Regions from separate parts of the Homo sapiens genome. Here region 1 is linked to region 2. A link is an interaction called in ENCODE POLR2A ChIA-PET data of the cell type or tissue named here. Cell type or tissue: OCI-LY7. All regions are shown on one strand. Links, peaks and the distances in the headings refer to the core of each region. The heading gives the core; the rest is flanking DNA. Region 1 overlaps PRKAR2A (protein kinase cAMP-dependent type II regulatory subunit alpha). Region 2 overlaps SLC26A6 (solute carrier family 26 member 6).

Evidence for each region. ChIA-PET counts read pairs that join two places held together with the same protein. Peaks named below come from ENCODE experiments on the same cell type or tissue, not always from the same donor. Only the 100,000 strongest peaks of a DNase experiment are listed, where the experiment ranks them.
Region 1: POLR2A ChIA-PET joins it to region 2 with 7 read pairs; 3 of 35 experiments call an interaction of 5 or more read pairs at or near these places.

Annotation. Positions count from the first base shown.
Region 1 is chr3:48,736,951-48,749,947 of GRCh38, forward strand. It overlaps PRKAR2A (protein kinase cAMP-dependent type II regulatory subunit alpha), which reads right to left. Exons shown (of 11, transcript NM_004157.4): 11 at 9,636-12,997. Among named protein-coding and RNA genes, the nearest start is that of IP6K2, 26 kb to the left of the region's middle. RefSeq lists a silencer at 596-685. In OCI-LY7, for the core only: no CTCF peak of the experiment used is centred there; no DNase peak of the experiment used is centred there.
Region 2 is chr3:48,622,329-48,627,912 of GRCh38, forward strand. It overlaps SLC26A6 (solute carrier family 26 member 6), which reads right to left. Exons shown (of 21, transcript NM_022911.3): 18 at 4,548-4,727; 19 at 4,303-4,357; 20 at 3,890-4,026; 21 at 3,395-3,672. The coding sequence ends at 3,658. Among named protein-coding and RNA genes, the nearest start is that of TMEM89, 3.4 kb to the left of the region's middle. In OCI-LY7, for the core only: no CTCF peak of the experiment used is centred there; a DNase peak (open chromatin) is centred at 1,843.

The sequences.
Region 1 (12,997 bases), core at 4,636-7,135, 120 kb after region 2:
TGCAATTAATTATAGGTATATATTTAGCTGGAGGAACGAAGAAATTCTTTAGAGAGGCATCCTTAGGTGACAGAAAGATTAAGAAAATCAAGGAAGTGATGACCTCCTTATCTTAAAACTCAGGATAGGGTAGGGAGGGGTGACTGGTGGGCCACAAGGGGGTGCTGCAGGGCACTGGGAATGTTTTTCATCTGTGTTGGGTTTCTGTTTGGTCTGTGAAAAATAATTGAGCAAAACATCTTTGTTTTATGTACTTTTATGTATTTGTTATATCCTACACTTTAAAAAATTAAATTAAAAAAACAAAACCTGCTGGGCATGGTGGCTCACACCTGTAATCCCAGCACTTTGGGAGGCTGAGGCAGGCGAGTCACTAGGACAGGAGTTCAAGAACAGCCTGGCCAAAATGGTGAAACCCCGTCTCTACTAAAAATACAAAAAATTAGCTGGGTGTGGTGGCACACACCTGTAGTGCCAGCTACTCGAGAGGCTGAGGCAGGAGAATCGCTTAAATCTGGGAGATGGAGGTTGCAGTGAGCTGAGACTGTGCCATTGCACTCTAGCCTGGGTGACAAAGCAAGACTCTGTCTCAAAAAACAAACAAAACCAAAAGCAAAGCAAAATTTGCATAAGGTTCCCAGTGGTTGCAGTGAAGGGACAGTAGATAGGCCTTGGCCTGGACCATTTACGCCTTTGCAAGGCTGGAAGGAAGTTACATGAGCACTCAGCCGAGGGCTAATGTGGCAAAAGTCACATTTCAAAAATAAGACTCTGGCTGTTAATCCTAGAGGGTAATTAAGACTGGGACTAAAGCCAAGTATTAAGTCCAAGGAGGGGAAAGCACTGGAGGGATTTTAAAGAAGAGTTGGGATCTGAGAGTGGACAGATTAGAGGTGATGGCAGTTGGAGACTTCTTCAGGACAGAAGGGTGGTACAACTGGAGAGGGAGTACTGATGAAAAATAAGAGGATGGGCCGGGTGTGGTGGCTCATGCCTGCAATCCCAGCACTTTGGGAGGCCAAGGCGGGCGGATCACATGAGATCAGGAGTTCCAGACCAGACTGGCCAACATGGTGAAGTCCTGTCTCTACTAAAAATACAAAATTAGCAGGACGTGGTGGCCTGCACCTGTAATCCCAGCTATTCAGGAGGCTGAGGTAGGAGAATCCATTGAACCTGGGAGGTGGAGGTTGCAGTGAGCCGAGCTCGTGCCACTGCACTCCAGCCTGAGCAACACAGCGAGACTCCATCTCAAGAAAAAAAAAAAAAAAGACAATATTTGGGACAGCTGTTTCATAGCCTTAGTGGAGATGTCAAGCAGTGGGACAACTAGTTCAGGGTGAAGTGTCCCAGCTGGAAGTATAAATTCAGAGAGAGCAGCATGGTGATAACACTCAAAGCCACACTGTTCCTGACAAAATTCCCTAAGGAGGGAGGGAGGGAGAAGAGCCCAGAGTACAGTCTTGGGTCACTCCAACATTTAACTATGTGTAGTTAAAGGTGGCAACAGAGATGAGGATGATCATAAGAGCTGGAAGGAAAACCAGGAGGGCTGAATGATTCCTGAGAATGTGGTCCTTGAAGCAGGAGGGAGAAGTCAATCCCAGTGAATTTTGCTGGGATTCCAGAGAGCTAGTATGTGCACTGGTTTTGTCAGCGGAAGTCACTGGGGACTGTGCCATGGGCTGTGGCAAGAATGGGAGGTGAGGAAGGGTAATGGCAACCACAGGCAAGTTTCAGAATGGGGCAGGAGCTAGAGGAGGATGGTGGGGAGCAAAGAGGGAGACCGGAGTTTCTGACCCATGGCAAGTCATTGCTGAGGGAGGCAGAGGTGCGAGAGGTTGGAGGACAGGGCTCTAGGGCCAGGCAGCAAGCACTGCAATGGTTTTGGAGATGAAGGGTACAGGTGAGATGCTGAGCACAGACCTCACCTCCAGGATGTAGGTCTTCAGGCCCCTGGCAGAGATGGGCCTCTGATCCCCAAAGAGGACCTCCAAAGGTGGAGGGGGCAAGAGTCTGATGAGGAGGTAGAGGGGTGCTTCTGCACTCCAGGTTCCTTTTCCTGCCCATTCCTTAAACCCGCTGGCTGTTCTTGCTCACCCCCACTCCCTCCTGCCTGGAGTCAGCCCAGGGCCTCCAGCGCTGAAGAACTGGACAGGCAGCTCAGCTCGGAGTTGGGAACACAATGGTCCCACTCGGGCAGAGGTGGGGCTAAGGTCTCTGATGACCCTCAGCTGCACCCACAGCCCTGGGACGTGGGCCATGCAGAGAGGGGTTGGTGGCAAATAATTCCTAGATTTTTTTTTTCCAGAACAAAAGACAGGAAAATTACCAAGAAAAGGATCCCACAAGGCCAGGGTTGGGAGGGTTCCTAGTATATCCTGGACACACACACCCTGTCCCCAGCACGTCCAGGCAGGACAAAGCTGGAGGGGCCAGCTGAGGTATTCCCATTGTGCTAGAAGCCCGCCCAGTGTCAGTGGGCCCCACCCCTGCACTCTTAATATGCCCTTGCATGCACCTGGCCCTTGAACTAGTTCCCCAGTGCCAAGTGAGGGCCTTCCCGGTTTTCAGTTGTGAGGCCAGCTCTGCGTTAGGGGTGGGGGCTGCTTTTGCTGTAAGCCAGAGATACAAACCTTGAGGTGAGCACAAAGGCAGAGACCACAGCAGCGAGTGGACCCCAGACAATTGATTGCAGTTGGGTCTTGGCCCAGCCCAGGTAGGCAAGGGACTCAGGCAATGCCAGGGTCAGTGGGAGTGGACATCCTCCCATAAGCCTGCCATCTTCGTACACAGCTGCAAGCGGAGGCCCAGGATGAGGGTCCCAACCCGTTTTTGTCTGGCTAGACTGAGACAGGAGCTGTCAGCCAGGTGGAACCATCTTGAGTCCCGAGGGAGGTGCAGCGCCCCAAGCTCAGAGTCTGAGGGTCACATGCTCTTCCACCCAGCTATGCTCTGGTTGGAAAAGAGCTCAGGGACCCAGTGCCACCAAGGCTGGAGCTTCCTGGAGAACAACCCCTCGTGTGGGGTCTGGGCTGAGACTTGGAAGGTCAGCGGGGGCCCTGAGCCAGCGCGCAGCCTCATTTGTCACCCTGGGCTTGGGGCCGGCTGCACAGTTCTGGGGCAGGATGCTGGGAGCTCCAGGACAGCCCGGCCCCTGCTGGCCAAAGTGGCAAAATGCAGTACTGCCACTCACGCGTGCTTCCAGCATGTCCCGCGTCCCAGGCTTACCCGTCCCAAAGGCCTTCTCCCTACCTGGCCACAGGCCAAGACTCAGCTCACAGCAGACATGGGAGTGTGTACTGCAGCTGTCCACTCGTGCCCACGCCAGCAGTTTCAGAATGAAAGTGAACAGTTTGACCATCACTGGATGTTATACTCTAAAGTGCTGGTTTGCTTATCTGGTGGGTCTAGATTTTAGCTCCTTTTTATCTGTTTAGCAGACAAAAAACAACTGCACACACCTCCCCTCCTTCCGGGAGTTGGAGGACCTAGCCAGAAAGGGTATTGCTGGATCCTGGCTTATAGCAGAGTACACAGTGACCTTTGTCCCCTGGCTCAGTGCAGTTCTGCAGAGGGAGGAAGGGGTAGGCCCATGGCCAAGAAGGCTACAGGGGATTTGGCTGGTATCTTCTGTTTCAGCAGCCTTCCCCAATAGCTGCCTGTCAAATGTGCATTTGTCTGCCTATCAGCATAGACTGACTGGTGAAGAGTCCTGCTGGTTTTCCTAGTGGGTAGTGCCAATCCTCTGGTCTCATACTGTAGCCTGGCTAGCCTCCTGCCCTGTGGTGTACAAATGGGCTGGGCACGCCTAACTTTGTGTACTGAAAGACATGCCAGATAAATGGTTTTATAGAACAGAAAGAAATGCCCACAAGATCAAGGATTCTGGTTGGGAAGAAGTGAGAGGGAGGGTTAGAAATGTTGTAAGTGGCTGGGCGCGGTGGCTCACACCTGTAATCCCAGCACTTTGGGAGGCCGAAATGGGTGGATCACTTGACGTCAGGGATTCGAGACCATCCTGGCCAACATGGTGAAACCCCATCTCTACTAAAAATACAAAAATTAGCTGGGCGTGGTGGCGCATGCCTGTAATCCCAGCTACTCGGGAGGTGGAGGCGGGAGAATTGCTTGAACCCGGGAGGCGGAGGAGGTTGCAGTGAGCCAAGATCACGCCACTGCACACTCCAGCCTGGGCAACAGAGTAAGACTGTCTCAAAAAAAAAAAAATTCACACATAAGAGACACCTTCAACTGGGCGCAGTGGCTCACGCCTGTAATCCCAGCATTTTGGGAGGCCGAAGCGGGCGGATCACCTCAGGTCTCTACTAAAAATACAAAATTAGCTGGGCGTGGTGGCACATGCCTGTAATTCCAGCTACACTAGGAGGCTGAGGCAGAAGAATTGCTTGAACCCGGGAGGCGAAGTGCAGTGAGCCAAGATTACGCCATTGCACTCTAGCCTGGGCAACAAGAGCGAGACTCTGTCTCAAAAAAAAAGAGACACCTTCAGAAAAATTTGATTCCTAGCACCTGACCTCACAGAAGGCAATTGAGGCCAGAAATGCATTGCTGGCCAAACTTTCTCATGATGTTTAGAATAACTAGCATAAAGATCACAATTTCTGGCTGGGCGCAGTGGCTCACGCCTGCAATCCCAGCACTTTGGGAGGCTGAGGCGGGCGAATCATTTGAGCTCAGGAGTTCCAGAGCAGCCTGGCCAACATGGTGAAACCCTGTCTCTACTAAAAATACAAAAATTAGCTGGGCATGGTGGTGGGTGCCTGTAATCCCAGCTTCTTGGGAGGCTGAAGCAGGACAATCACTTGAACTAAGGAGGCAGAGAGGTTGCAATGAGCCGAGATTGTGCCACTGCACTCTGGCCTGGGCGACAAGAGTGAAACTCTGTCTCAAAAAAAAAAAAAAAAAAGATGACAGTTTCTGAGGAGTCCCTACCTGGGGGGAGTCCTTCAAATCTTAAATCTAGTTGTTCTTGGCCAGGCGCAGTGGCTCATGCCTATAATCCCGGCACGTTGGGAGGACAAGGAGGGCGGATCATGAGGTCAGGAGTTCAAGACCAGCCTGGCCAACATAGGGAAACCCCGTCTCTACTAAAAATACAAAACTTAGCTAGGCGTGGTGGCGCATGCCTGTAGTCCCAGCTACTTGGGAGGCTGAGGCAGGAGAATCGCTTGAACACGGAAGGCGGAGGTTGCAGTGAGCTGAGATCACACCACTGCACTCCAGCCTAGGTAACAGAGTGAGACTCTGTCTCAAAAAACAAAACAAAATACAACAAAACAAAACAAAAAACTAGCTGTTCTCCTTTCACTGCTCCCCCAGAATGCTTCTATAAACAGAATTGTATGATGCAAGGTAGAGCAGCAAGGGACATCACATGCTTGCGTGTCTAGGTTACTCATTTTATGAAGACACAACAGCAGCCCAGAGAGAAAAGAGTAGCATGACTAAGGACAACAGACACTAGAAGCATAATCATCCTTGAGATAGGAGAGGGGCTGCTATCTGCATGAGTCCAGAAATGTGGAGGAACAGGCCCGGAGCGGCAGCTCACGCCTGTAATTCCAGCACTTTGGGAGGCTGAGACTGGCGGATCACCTGAAGTCAGGAGTTTGAGACCAGCCAGGCCAACATGGTGAAACCCCATTTCTATAAAAATACAAAAATTAGCCAGGTATGGTGGCACACGCCTGTAATCCCAGCTACTCGGGAGGCTGAGGCTCGAGAATCACTTGAACCCGGGAGGCGGAGCTTGCAGTGAGCTGAGATCGTGCCACTGCACTCAAAAAAAAAAAAAAAAAAAAGAGAGAAACATGGAGGATAAACTCCACGGGCACTGGATGAAAGCTCCAGGAATCACCTGATAGATCTCAGTACCATTATTGTTGCTAATTCTTGGGGTTTAAACACAGGGTTAGAAACATTCACAGCTGGTCATCAGGATTTATTCAATGAACAAATGAGCTTAGGCAGACCTAACTTCTAACATTCCAAGTTAGAACTTGGTAATACTTGTCTGAATTCACAACTGATTAGTAGGTTCCTGGTCAACACTCAGCATTTTTTTTTCTTTTTTTGAGACGGAGTCTCACTCTGTTGCCAGGCTGGAGTGCAGTGGCACGATCTCAGCTCACTGAAAACTCCGCCTCCGAGGTTCAAGCGATTCTCCTGCCTCAACCTCCCGAATAGCTGGGACTACAGGCGCATGCCACCACGCCCAGATAATTTTTGTACTTTTATTTATTTTTTTCTTTGAGATGGAGTCTTGCTCTGTTGCCCAGGCTGGAGTGCAGTAGCACGATCTCGGCTCACTGCAACCTTCGCCTCCCAGGTTCAAGTGATTCTCCTGCCTCAGCCTCCTGAGTAGCTGGAATTACTGCACACCATCACACCCGGCTAATTTTTGTATTTTCAGTAGAGACGGGGTTTCACCATGTTGGTCAGGCTGGTCTCGAACTCCTGACCTCATGTTCTGCCCACCTCGGCTTTCCAATGTGTCGGGATTACAGGTGTGAGCTACTGTGCCCGCCCTAATTTTTGTATTTTTAGTAGACGCGGGGTTTCACTACGTTGGCCAGGATGGTCTTGATCTCTTACCCTCATGGTCCGCCTGCCTCGGCCTCCCAAGGTGCTGGGATTACAGGCGTGAGCCACAGCACCTGGCCAACACTCCACATTTTATTTATATATCAGAAAACAATCAGGTAACAGTATGTATCACTGGCCATGATTTGTCTCTAGAGAGAATGGGTAAAGGAAGCAAAATTTATACTTAATATGATGCTTTGTTAAGTGACCCCAATTTCCTCCCACTTTTTAATACTGTTTTAATTGTTGTTATAAAATTAAGTGATTCCCTATCACTATATACTCAGGTAATATATTCAGGTAACTTTGATGGGACAAATTTCTAGCTTCCTGTTAGGACACACTAACATAGTCCTCATGTAATGTTCCCTCTTCAAGGCTGAGACTACGGATGATATGATCTTGACATTGTCCTGGAATGTCTTATGTCATAGCAGTACTACCACGAAAACAAAACCACAATTTTGTTTTTTCCTTTTGGTGGAGAATGGGGTCTCGTTACGTTGCCCAGGCAGGTCTCGGACTCCTGGGCTCGAGCTATCCTCCTGCCTCTGCCTCCCTAAGAGCTGGGATTATAGGCGTGAGCCACTGTGCCCAGCCACAATTTTTTTTTAATTAAAAAAAATTTTTTAGAGATGCGGTTTCATGATCGAGACCATCCTGGCTAACACGGTGAAACCCTGTCTCTACTGAAAAAAAAAAAAAATTAGCCGGGCATGGTGGTGGGCGCCTGTAGTCCTGGCTACTCGGGAGGCTGAGGCAAGGAGAATAGCATGAACCCAGGAGGTGGAGCTTGCAATGAGCCAAGATCACGTCACTGCACTCCAGCCTGGGCGACAGAGCAAGACTCTGTCTTTAAAAAAAAAAAAGAGCGAGAGATGCGGTTTCACTATGTTGCCCAGGCTGGTCTTAAACTCCTGGGCTCAAGCGATCCTCCCACTTCAGCCTCCCAAAGGGCTGAGATTACAGGAGTGAGCCACCATGCCTGGCTGACATTTAATTTTTAAAGCTTTCAAACAAAGACACTTTGGTTTTTAGAGGGTTCAGCTACCAGTTTATTGGGCCCTAGTGAGTCCCAAGATTTCCATCTACCAGTTGCTTGGGTCCTAGATTTCATATGCTCCCACAGTTGGCCCTTTGGTACAGGCAGGTGTCTCTGTCCAAATGTGGGCAAGATCAAACTGCAACAAGGCGCTTCCTTTGGTCACCTGAAAAGAAATTGTAGGTACAGTGGGCTGTCACAGCATCCTTGCTAGTTCTGGTTATAGCCATGTCACAGAGAAGGAAATTATGTAAATAATATTGAGTGACAGATGTTTTCTACTTTTTTTTTTAAACGGAGTCTCACTCTGTTGCCCAGGCTGGAGTGCAGTGGCGCAATCTTGGTTCACTGCAACCTCTACCTCCTGGGTTCAAGCAATTCTCCTGCCTCAGCCTCCTGAGTAGTTGGGATTACAGGCACCCGCCACCACACCTGGATAATATTTGTATTTTTAGTAGAGACGGGGTTTCACCATGTTGGCCAGGCTGGTTTTAAACTCCTGACCTCAAATGATCCACCTGCCTCAGCCTCCCAAAGTCCTGGGATTATAGGCATGAGCAACCGCACCCAGCCTTTTTTTTTTTTTTTTTCAGACACCGTGCCAGGCTATTTTTTATTTTTTGTAGAGACAGGGTCTTACTATGTTGCCCAGGCTGGTTTCAAACTTCAATGATCCTCCTGCCTTAGCCTCCCAAAGCACCTGGATTACAGGTGTGAGCCACCATACCCAGCTCTGCTGGGTTTCATTGGTGAGTTTGTCTTCCTGGCAAGGGATATACAGGATACCCTTGCACATCATCCACAACCATTCAAATACCATGTTGTGATTGCTAATTTTATGTGTTAACTTGACTGGGCCACAGTGTGCCCAGATATTTGATCCAACATTATTCCAGATGTTTCTGTGAGGGTGTTTTTGGATAAGGTTTTTTTTTTTTTTTTTTTTTTTTGAGACTGAGTTTCACTCTTGTCGCCCATGCTGGAGTGAGTGGAATGATGCAATCTCGGCTCACTGCAACCTCCACCTCCTGGGTTCAAGTGACTCTCCTACCTCAGCCTTCCAAATGGCTGGGATTATAGGAATGTGCCACCATACCTGGCTAATATTTGTGTTTTTAGTAGAGACTGGGTTTCACCATGTTGGCCAGGCTGGTCTCAAACTCCTGACCTCAGGTGATCCGCCCACCTCCACCTCCCAAAGTGCTGGGATTACAGGTCTGAGTCATCGTGCCCAGCCTGGATAAGATTAACATTTAATTTGGTATAGAAGTAAAGTAGATGACCTTCCCTAATGTGTGTGGGCCTCATCCAATCAGTCGAAGGCGTGAATAGAACAAAAAGGCCAACTCTTCCCCAAGTAAGACAGAATGCCCACCTTTGAACTGGGATGTTGTCTTTTTTCCTGCTTTTGGACGCTAACTGAAACACTGGTTCTTCCTGGGTCTTGAGCCTGCTGGCTTTTGGACAAGAACAACAACATTGGCTCTTCTGAATCTCAGGCCTTCACATTTGAACTGGAACTAAACCATTGGCTCTCCTGGGTCTACAGCTAGCCAATTCACCCTGCAGATCTTGGGACTTGCCCACCTCCATAACTGTGTGAGCCAATTCCTTATAATAAATCTTTAGGCTGGGTGCAGTGGCTCACACCTATAATTCCAGCACTTTGGGAAGCTGGAAGCTGAGGCAGGAAGACTGCTTGAGCCTAGGAGTTTGAAACCAGCCTGGACAACATAGTGAGATCCTGTCACTAAAAAAAAAAAAAAAAAAAAAAAAAGAATCTTTATACACATACACACACACCCTACTGACTGCTTCTCTGGAGAACCCTGACTAGTACAAGGGGTCCCTAATTTTCAAGGGCTCATACCCTAATCCCAGATCTACCAGAAGAATGAATCTGCCAAAGGAGTGCTATGACGGCCTGGAGCCCTGAAGCAAAATGGCAAACACGTAACATAAGACTGCACCAGAAAGTCAGACATGATTTGTCAGCCTTTATTAATCAAGAGTAAAGCCGAGCCCTAGGGTTTCCTTAACAACAACAAAAAGAACATCAACCTTGTTTATGGCAAACAGTGACTTAATTCTTAATGACTGTTCATTATATGTTTAACACCACAGAGCAAGAATTGATCACGTTTCAATCACTTATTCTTCTGAGATTAAAATACAAGATTAAAACAGATTAAAATAAAATTCACTCCAAGAATTTAAAAAATAATTCCAAATGAAGGACATTTCAAACACTGTATATAGAACTCAGGACCAAAAGAAGACCTTAAAACATTTTTTACCTTTGAGGTAGCACAATAATGCTGAATTAGATTTATTTTATTACAGTGAGCTTAAAAAAACAACACGGAATCTACCCTTTGCTCAAGGTGGGCTAAATGGTTTTACGCAAACCCCTCCATGAGGTTAGTGACAGTTCTTGTCCTTTTTTTTTTTTTTTTTTTTTTTTTTAAAGTATAAAGATAGCCCTGCAGTGTGTAAAAGGAAACCTATGGGAAGGCTGCTTCCCATAAAATAGACAATAGAATCATTGAGGAACGTCAGCAGTCAAGACAGGAGGAACAAGAGGTCATTGTAGTGAAAAACCAAAACAACTTGTATCTTGGCAAGATTGGTTTACAAGTTCATGACAAGAACAAAAATTCCAACATCAGCCAACTGAAAATAAAAGATAAAAGATGACATTCATGGATCTTTTTATTTTTCTCTGTGCAAAATGCTCTTCTTTCTGAATTAGAGGGTAGCTTGTACACTGTGACATGACATGAAATGCTGTGTGCCCAGGGTGCTGCTGGGTGCCAACAGCACCTCTCACTGAATACGATATCACTGTGTGCAGAGAAAACGGGCAATCAGAGGATAAACATAACCTCTCCTGGCTGGAGAACCATTTCTTGCGACTTTGCTGCTGAATTCACTCATTAAACTGCTCAAAGGAAAAGCTCTACCCTGATTTCTGAGAGTCTACAGCAATATATGTAACACAATTATATATGAAGACTATTGACTAACAGGACAATAGCACATGAACCTTTCCTTCAGAGAATTCAACCAAGAGAAGAGAGTGGGTGGCATAAGCTGGGGGCCAAAAGGAAGGCTCTCAGGAATATTCTCTACCATCCAAAATCAACAGCAAAGCCAGAAAAGGGGCATGAGCTCTAATTCATTGAAGAGAACACCACAAAACAGTTAACAAAGGGATCTCTTTCCAACACATGCTCCTCTCCATGAGGCTCAACCGTCAGTGCAGGGCTTGCCTGATGTGGACAATGTGGATACCTCAGCCCTGAGTTGAACTTGGCATGCCACCTTTGATTCCCCATGCTGCAAAAAGAATTGGAACGCTGTCAGGTCCTGGCACCGTGGTAATGGCTATATCCTATTTCACTCACACACGTCCTTTTAAAGTCTCCCTTCCTCAAGCTATTAAATAGAACCCTCTAGGGATCCTGTATGCAGTGAGGGTCTGAACTGATGATCCATATGTCAATCAGTAGTTGGAGGAGGATGACTTTTTTTTTTTTTTTTTGAGATAGGGTCCCACTTTGTCCCCCAGACTGGAGTGCAGTGGCACGATCATGGCTCACTGCAGCTTCAGTCTCCCAGGTTAAAGGAATCCTTTCACCTCAGCCTACTGAGTGTGCACCACCAGGTCCAGCTAATTGTTTTTTTAACTTTTTTTTTTTTTTTTTTTCTTGGTAGAGACAGGGTCTCCCTCTGTTGCCCAGGATGGTTTGGAACTCCTGGGCTCAAGCAATCCTCCCACTTTGGCTTCCCAAAGTGCTGAGATTACAGGCATGAGCCACTATGCCCAACCTGAGCAGGATGACTTAAACCTGATCAATTCTACTCCAAAACAGCAACTATCATTAAGTCAGGGGTGTCAAGGAGGACTCTGTGAAGGCAAAGACTAGACTGGGATGTGTGCGAGAGTGGGATAAGAAGGCCCATCCCTAGCAGACTGCAGGAGTGACTCTGGCATAGAATTCATGGCCAGCCCTAACTAGTGTGATGGGTGGCAGGGAGGAGGCATCTGCTCAGTGTTCAAACAAAATCCTTACAAGTTCTGGGGCTGGACCTCTGTGTCACTCCTGAATCCCAATGTATCCGTTACCTTTACAAGAAACTGGTGTGGTTCTTGTCTGCTAAGGGCAAGACCTGTTTTCTGAATTTACTTTCTGATAATAAAGTAACACCATGGAAAAGAAGAACCTCAGAAAAATATGGGGTCACCACATGGGCTTTCCCAGTGCTAGCTGCCTGTTTTGGAAAGCTGCAATGTAGGCTACAGAGGGCAGTCTGAAAAGAGTCCTTCTGCTTTCGCTTCCTGGAGCTTAAGAAGAAAAGAGGAATTACCAAGGTTGTGGTGGGTTATTTACTCTGGAAATATCTTGGTCACACTGTCCGTGGCAAAAGCGGAAAGCCTAGCTTATGTGGATAGTTGAAGGTGACTGTGTGGGCCATCATTATCTACAATAGAAATGACTCAAGCCCTAGCATGTAATCTCTTAGGGACTTAACAAGTTAAAAAGAAACAAAAAATCATATTGGAAATGGCCTCTTGGTTTAATATAAACTTGGTTACAACATTCAAATTTATCTTTACGGAAATTTCACACTGCTCCTAGGAGCCCTTATAGCATCTGATTCTAAGTTATTCTGAAGGAAAAAAAAATTATTCTGAAATATACCTTATTAGGATGATCACTGGAATTCTACCAGATATAAGTAAAAGGCTAAATGGGTTTTAAATAAATACAAGCTAAATTACCTTCTTCTGGGGTTAACAATTAGAATCCCAAATACCCCAACATCTCAACTAGAAAGGCCTTCACAGTAATTCTATGAAATTGTAAATGATGCCAAATTTTTTTTTTTTTTTTGAGATGGAGTCTTGCACTGTCACCCGGGGTGGAATACAATGGTGCAATCTCGGCTCACTGCAACCTCCACTCCCAGGTTCAAGCGATTCTCCTGCCTGAGCCTCTCAAGTAGCTGGGATTACAGGCGCCCACCACCATGCCCAGCTAATTTTTTGTATTTTTAGTAGAGACGGGGTTTCACTATGTTGGCCAGGCTGGTCTTGAACCCCTGACCTCGTGATCCGCCCGCCTCGGCCTCCCAAAGTGCTGGGATTACAGGTGTGGGTCACCGTGCCTGGCCAATGCCAATTTTTGAAAACAGATTTGATCTTTAGGGTAAATGCCTGAGTCAGCTGACAAACTCCATATACATGAATATGTCCAAGTGAAATTACCTAAAGAATAATTTTTTTTCTTTCTTTTTTTTTTTTTAAGAGACAGGGTCTCACTGTGTCACCCAGACTGGAGT
Region 2 (5,584 bases), core at 392-2,891:
GTCCCAAACAGTTAAAGAAACCAGTAACTAACAGAAATTCTTTTTTTTTTTTTGAGACAGAGTCTTGCTCTGTCGCCCAGGCTGGAGTGCAGTGGCACGATCTCCGCTCACCGCAAGCTCTGCCTCCCGGGTTCACGCCATTCTCCTGCCTCAGCCTCCTGAGTAGCTGGGACTACAGGCGCCCGCCACCTCGCCCGGCTAATTTTTTGTATTTTTAGTAGAGACGGGGTTTCACCGTGTTAGCCAGGATGGTCTCAATCTTCTGACCTCGTGATCCACCTGCCTCGGCCTCCCAAAGTGCTGGGATTACAGGCGTGAGCCACCGCACCCGACCTTACAAACTTTTTTTTTTTTTTTAACTAGGCTGGGCACCATGGCTCAGGCCTGTAATCCCAGCACTTTGGGAGGCCAAGGCAGATGGATCACCCGAGGTCGGGGGCTCGAGACCAGCCTGACCAACATGGAGACCTGCCTCTACTAAAATAGCCAGGCGTGGTGGTTCATGCCTGTAATCCCAGCTACTCAGCAGGCCGAGGCAGGGGAATCACTTGAACCTGGAAGGTGGAGGTTGTGGTGAGCCGAGATCGCGCCATTGCATTCCAGCCTGGGCAACAACAGCAAAACTCCATCTCAAAAAAAAGAAAAAGGCCGGCTGTGGTGGCTCACACTTGTAATCCCAGCACTTCAGGAAGCTGAGGTGGGTGGATCACGACATCAGGAAATTGAGACCATCCTGGCTAACATGGTGAAACCCCGTCTCTACTAAAAATACAAAAAAAAAAAAAAATTAGCTGGGCGTGCTGGCACACCCCTGTAGTCCCAGCTACTTGGGAAGCTGAGGCAGGAGAATCACTTAAACCCGGGAGGCAGAGTTTGCAGTGAGTTGAGATCATGTCACTGCACTCTGGCCTGGGCGACAGAGCGAGACTCCATCTCAAAATACAAACAAACAAAAACTAGCTGGGGCTGGGTGCGGTGGCTCACCCCTGTAATCCCAACACTTTGGGAGGCCAAGGCAGGAGGATCACTTGAGGTCAGGAGTTCAAAACCAGCCTGGCCAATATGGTGAAACTTCGTCTCTACAAAAATACAAAAATTAGCTGGACATGATGGTGGGTGCCTGTAATCCCAGCTATTCAGGAGGCTGAGGTGGGAGAATCACTTGGACCCAGGAGGTGGAGGTTGCAGTGAGCCAAGATCGTACCATTGCACTCCAGCCTGGGCGACAGAGCGAGACTCCGTCTTGGGTGGGGGGAGGTGGGGGAACTAGCTGGGTGTGGTGGCATGTACCTGTAGTCCCAGCTACTTAGGAGGCTGAGGCAGGAAGATCGCTTGAGCCCAGGAGGTCAATGCTGTAGTGAGTGGTGATCACAGCACTGCACTCCAGCCCGGGGAACAGAGCAAGAGCCGATTTAAAAAGAAAAAAAAAAAAAATCCACACGGCCCCTAAAACCTTTTGCTTTCCACCAGGGGCATCACCTCTCTAGGCTGACCAAACTCGCAGGTCCCCCACACCCAACCGCAGCCCCACAGTCCACATCGCAGTTGGGTGAGTGCTCAAAGATGTGGGATCAAAATCCACAGGCAGCTCCCCCGCTGTCAGAACAAAGCCCAAAGTCTCCCCCTGGACTGTGAGGTCCCCCCACCCTCTCACCTCAGCTCATGCTGCCCCTGCCTCCCACAGGCCTGCCTCAATACCCCCACTGCCAGCACCACAGCTCCCCAGGCCTAGAAAGTCACCTTCTTTCTTATGGCTGGAATTTCAGTTCCAGGGTCACCTGCTGAGTCCCCCTCCCATGAGCATCTTGGGTAACATATGACCTCTTCTATCACGTGACCCTGCTTTATTTTCTTCAAAGCATTTCTAACTACCTGCAATTTCCTGTTTGAGGTCTAAACTGCCCTCTCCAACATATAAGCTTCATTCAAACAATATTTACTGAGCAGCTGCCAGGCACCATTTCTGATGCTAGGACGTGGTGTGACAGAGTAAATAAAAGCTCTTATTTCCTGGGGCTGAACTTCTAGGCCATGAGTTGGGGGGTGGGGGGTGATGGTGCCAGGCACCAATACAGACCATGATAAAACAGAGCCAGGCAAGGGTACCTCTGCGATTTGAAGGGCAGGGTGGCCTCTGTCCATGCTCAGGATGGTGCCCAGACCCCTGCACAGAGCCTGGCACCTGCTCAGCACCTGATGAACAGCAGTGCTCGCATGTTTGGAGGAGAGGACCTGAGCCCAGCATTGTTTTCGCATTTCCTGGCATTTCCTCATTTATTTTTGAGACAGGGTCTTGCTCTGTCACACGAGCTGGAGTGCAGCTCCCTCCAGCATGATTTCAGCTCACTGCAACCTCCGCCTCTTGGGTTCAATTGATCCTCCCACCTCAGCCTTCCCAGTAGCTGGGATTACAGGCGTCCAGCACCATGCCCAGCTCATTTTTGTATTTTTAGTAGAGATGGGGTTTCACCTGCCTCGGGCCTCCCAAAGTGCTGGGATTATAGGCCCGGCATCTACTCATTTAATATTCACTGAGCAACCCCTGAAGCAAGAATTGTAGCCACTCACGCTCTACCGATGAACAGCACACTGAGGCCCAGACAGATCCTAAGACCCGGTCCCTCCCCTGCCATCACTGTCAGCTGACCCAACGCCCCACTGCCTGCTGGGTCACATGCCCAGATGTCGGCATTTAATGGCAGAAATCAACACACACTCCTTGGCTGACAGTGTTCTACCATGCCCAGGTGATCTGTCACCCATGCGGGGCATGATCTGGGCTCATTGCAACCTCTGCCTCCCAAGTTCAAGCGATTCTCATGCCTCAGCTTCCCGAGTAGCTGGGATTACAGGCATGTATCACCACGCCCGACTAACTTTTGTATTTTTAGTAGAGGTGGGATTTCACCATGTTGGCCAGGATGTTCTTGAACTCCTGATGTCAAGTGATCCACCTGCCTCTGCTTCCCAAAGTGCTGGGATTACAGGTGTGAACCACCGTGCCCGGCCCGGTCATGCTTATTCTTAAGCATAGAGCAGCAGTGTGGGGGAACAGCTGCTCCTAGGTGTTCACTCTGTATCCTCCAGGGACTGCCCATTGGCACCCACGCTGCCCTGTACCTTCTCGGGTATTCCTGAGAGCAAATTATTCCTGAGAAGCAGCTCTGGTTCCAACTGTTTCACATCTGAGGAGACAGCGAGTGAGGGCTATGCATGGCTGGGGAGAGACCTTAACAGGGGATGCCTCCACAGCTCCCCTGCTCTGTACCCTAACCTCCCGAGTCCTTCCTACACCTTCTGCCCCGTCTCACCTTCAGGGCACAGGAAGGGTCAGCAGCCACAGCTGTGGACCACCCACCACCAGGGCCCCACCAAGCCACAGCAGAGACTGGAGTTGAGCAGACAAATCTTTATTCCTGAGGCTAAAATATGCACCAGTTCCCTCCCTGTACCGCGCCACTGCCAGCCTGACTGCATGCAGGCCCTGTCCCAGACCTGGAGCGCTGAACTTGGAGTCCCAGGACCTCCTTCCCTGAGTTGTGTGTGTGTACATGGAGGGGACTCCTGGGTAGCACCTGGAGGCGGCCTAGGGGTGAGGGGCTTCTCAAGGGTGCCCTGCACCTCCAGAGGTGCAGTCTTGGGCAGGATGTAGCATGTTCAGAGTCTGGTGACCTGAGCAGGCAGAGGAGGGGAGGCTCTAGTCAGTTTCCAAAGGACACAGACCAACCCCCGCCCCTAGAACAGCTTTATCCAAAGACAGCGGAGAAAGCACTGGGCCCACTGGGGACAGAGCCATGGCCACCAGGAAAGACTCCCTGGAGCTGGGGCCAGGGTGGGGACAAGCAATAGATTAACAAAAAAGAGCTTGGCAGGCCAGAGGTAGGCTCACCGAAACAGGGCTGTCGGGGACAGGCCTCGGGTGTTGGAGGGCAAAGGTGACAGCATCATGGACAGAGGCAAAGAGATGCTTCTTGGTGATGGATGCATCGAAGAAGTGCCCAGCCTCAAGCTGGCTGACCACAGGGCCTGTGGGCAAGAAGTAGGCCTCCCCTGACTCTCAGAACCTCTAGGAACTCAACTCCCGGGAGCCAACAGAATGCCCTGACCTCATCACCCCTGACCTCCACCCCTGAGGCTACAGCTGAATCCACATCACTTGTAACCCTGGACTCCTGTCTCCCAGGACACCTCTGACCTCCAGTTCCAGAGAAAGACTTTTTCCTTGTGCTACTTGGAAAACCCCTTGGCCAAAAGTATCCTACCCTCTTCCCAGGTCCCTCCTGCTGTTCCCACCCTACTCACTGTGGCAGGCCGCCATGTACACCTCCACCTCAATCTCCCGGAAGTCATGGAAAATCTGTAGCGGAAAAGGGGGCCAGCCTCAGAGGGAGGCTCAGGGACTCAGAGGGGGGCTCGGGCAGGCTTGGGGAGGGAGTTTAGAAGGGGAGCTTTGAGGGTTTGGGGAGTCAGAGGCTGGGAGTGCTCTCAGGGCAAATTACAGGGTCAGTGTGGAAGCTCGAGGGGCCTTGGCCTGCCCCCGTCCTTACATTCTTCAGGCTCTTGAGGCACACAGTGTCCACAAAGGAGAGGGCACCCAGGTCCAGGATGAGGCTGTGGAAGTCTGGCTGAGGCAGGCCCAGGGCCTTCAGTGTGGACCCATCTGGGGCCTTGGAGTCTTCTTGACCATTGGCTGTTGCATCTTCCATCTTATCTCCTGAGCTCACCTGCTGGGGAGCCAGACATGCTGCCAGGGCCACCCATGAGAGAGTGAAGGCAGGACTGGCCGCACACAGACACGCGAGAACACGCAAGGTCAGATGGGGAGCATGCATGGGACACATAAGGACACAAACATGCGGGAGTCACATAGGTGTGCAAAGACAGGAATGACAGATGTGTGGGGACATGCAGGAGGGCACACCCAGATGTGCATATACTGCTCTGCTACCTCCTGGGCCGACGCTGCACAGGGACACGAGAAGGGAGTCCCTGTCCCATTCTCATCAGCCAGGGCTGAGTGGGGAGGGGGCCCAGGAGCAGGCCAGAATAGACACGGGCATCCACATGAAACGCATGCAGACACCTCGGCACCCTGCCCTGTCTCAGTCTCTAATTAAGTTTGGCATCCTCTTTGACCCCTCAATTTTTTTTTTAGAGACGGGGTCTCGCTTCATTGCCCAGGCTGAATGCAGTGGTTATTCACAGGCACCATTAGAGCGCACTGCAGCCCCGAGCTCCTGGGCTCAAATGATTTTCCCGCCTTAGCCTCCCGAAGAGCTGGGACTACAGGCGCGTACCACCACGCCTGCCTTTGACCCCTTGATTTTCTCCCATATACCCCATCCCTTTCCTCTACCCATGAGCAGACTCTGGGGGAAGTCTTGTGGGATCTACAAATTCAAGGTCTTCATCTAGGCCTGAGAATCTAAGCCTAGATTCTGTGGCATATCACGACGCTCCCTGAAGAATATCTGACCCAGCCTCCCCACTCCTCCTGCCATCGGCGCAACACCCTCGAGCCCACAGCTGCTGGGTCCATGGCATTCCTCATGAGACATGTGGATCCTGCATCTCTGCAGCTCAC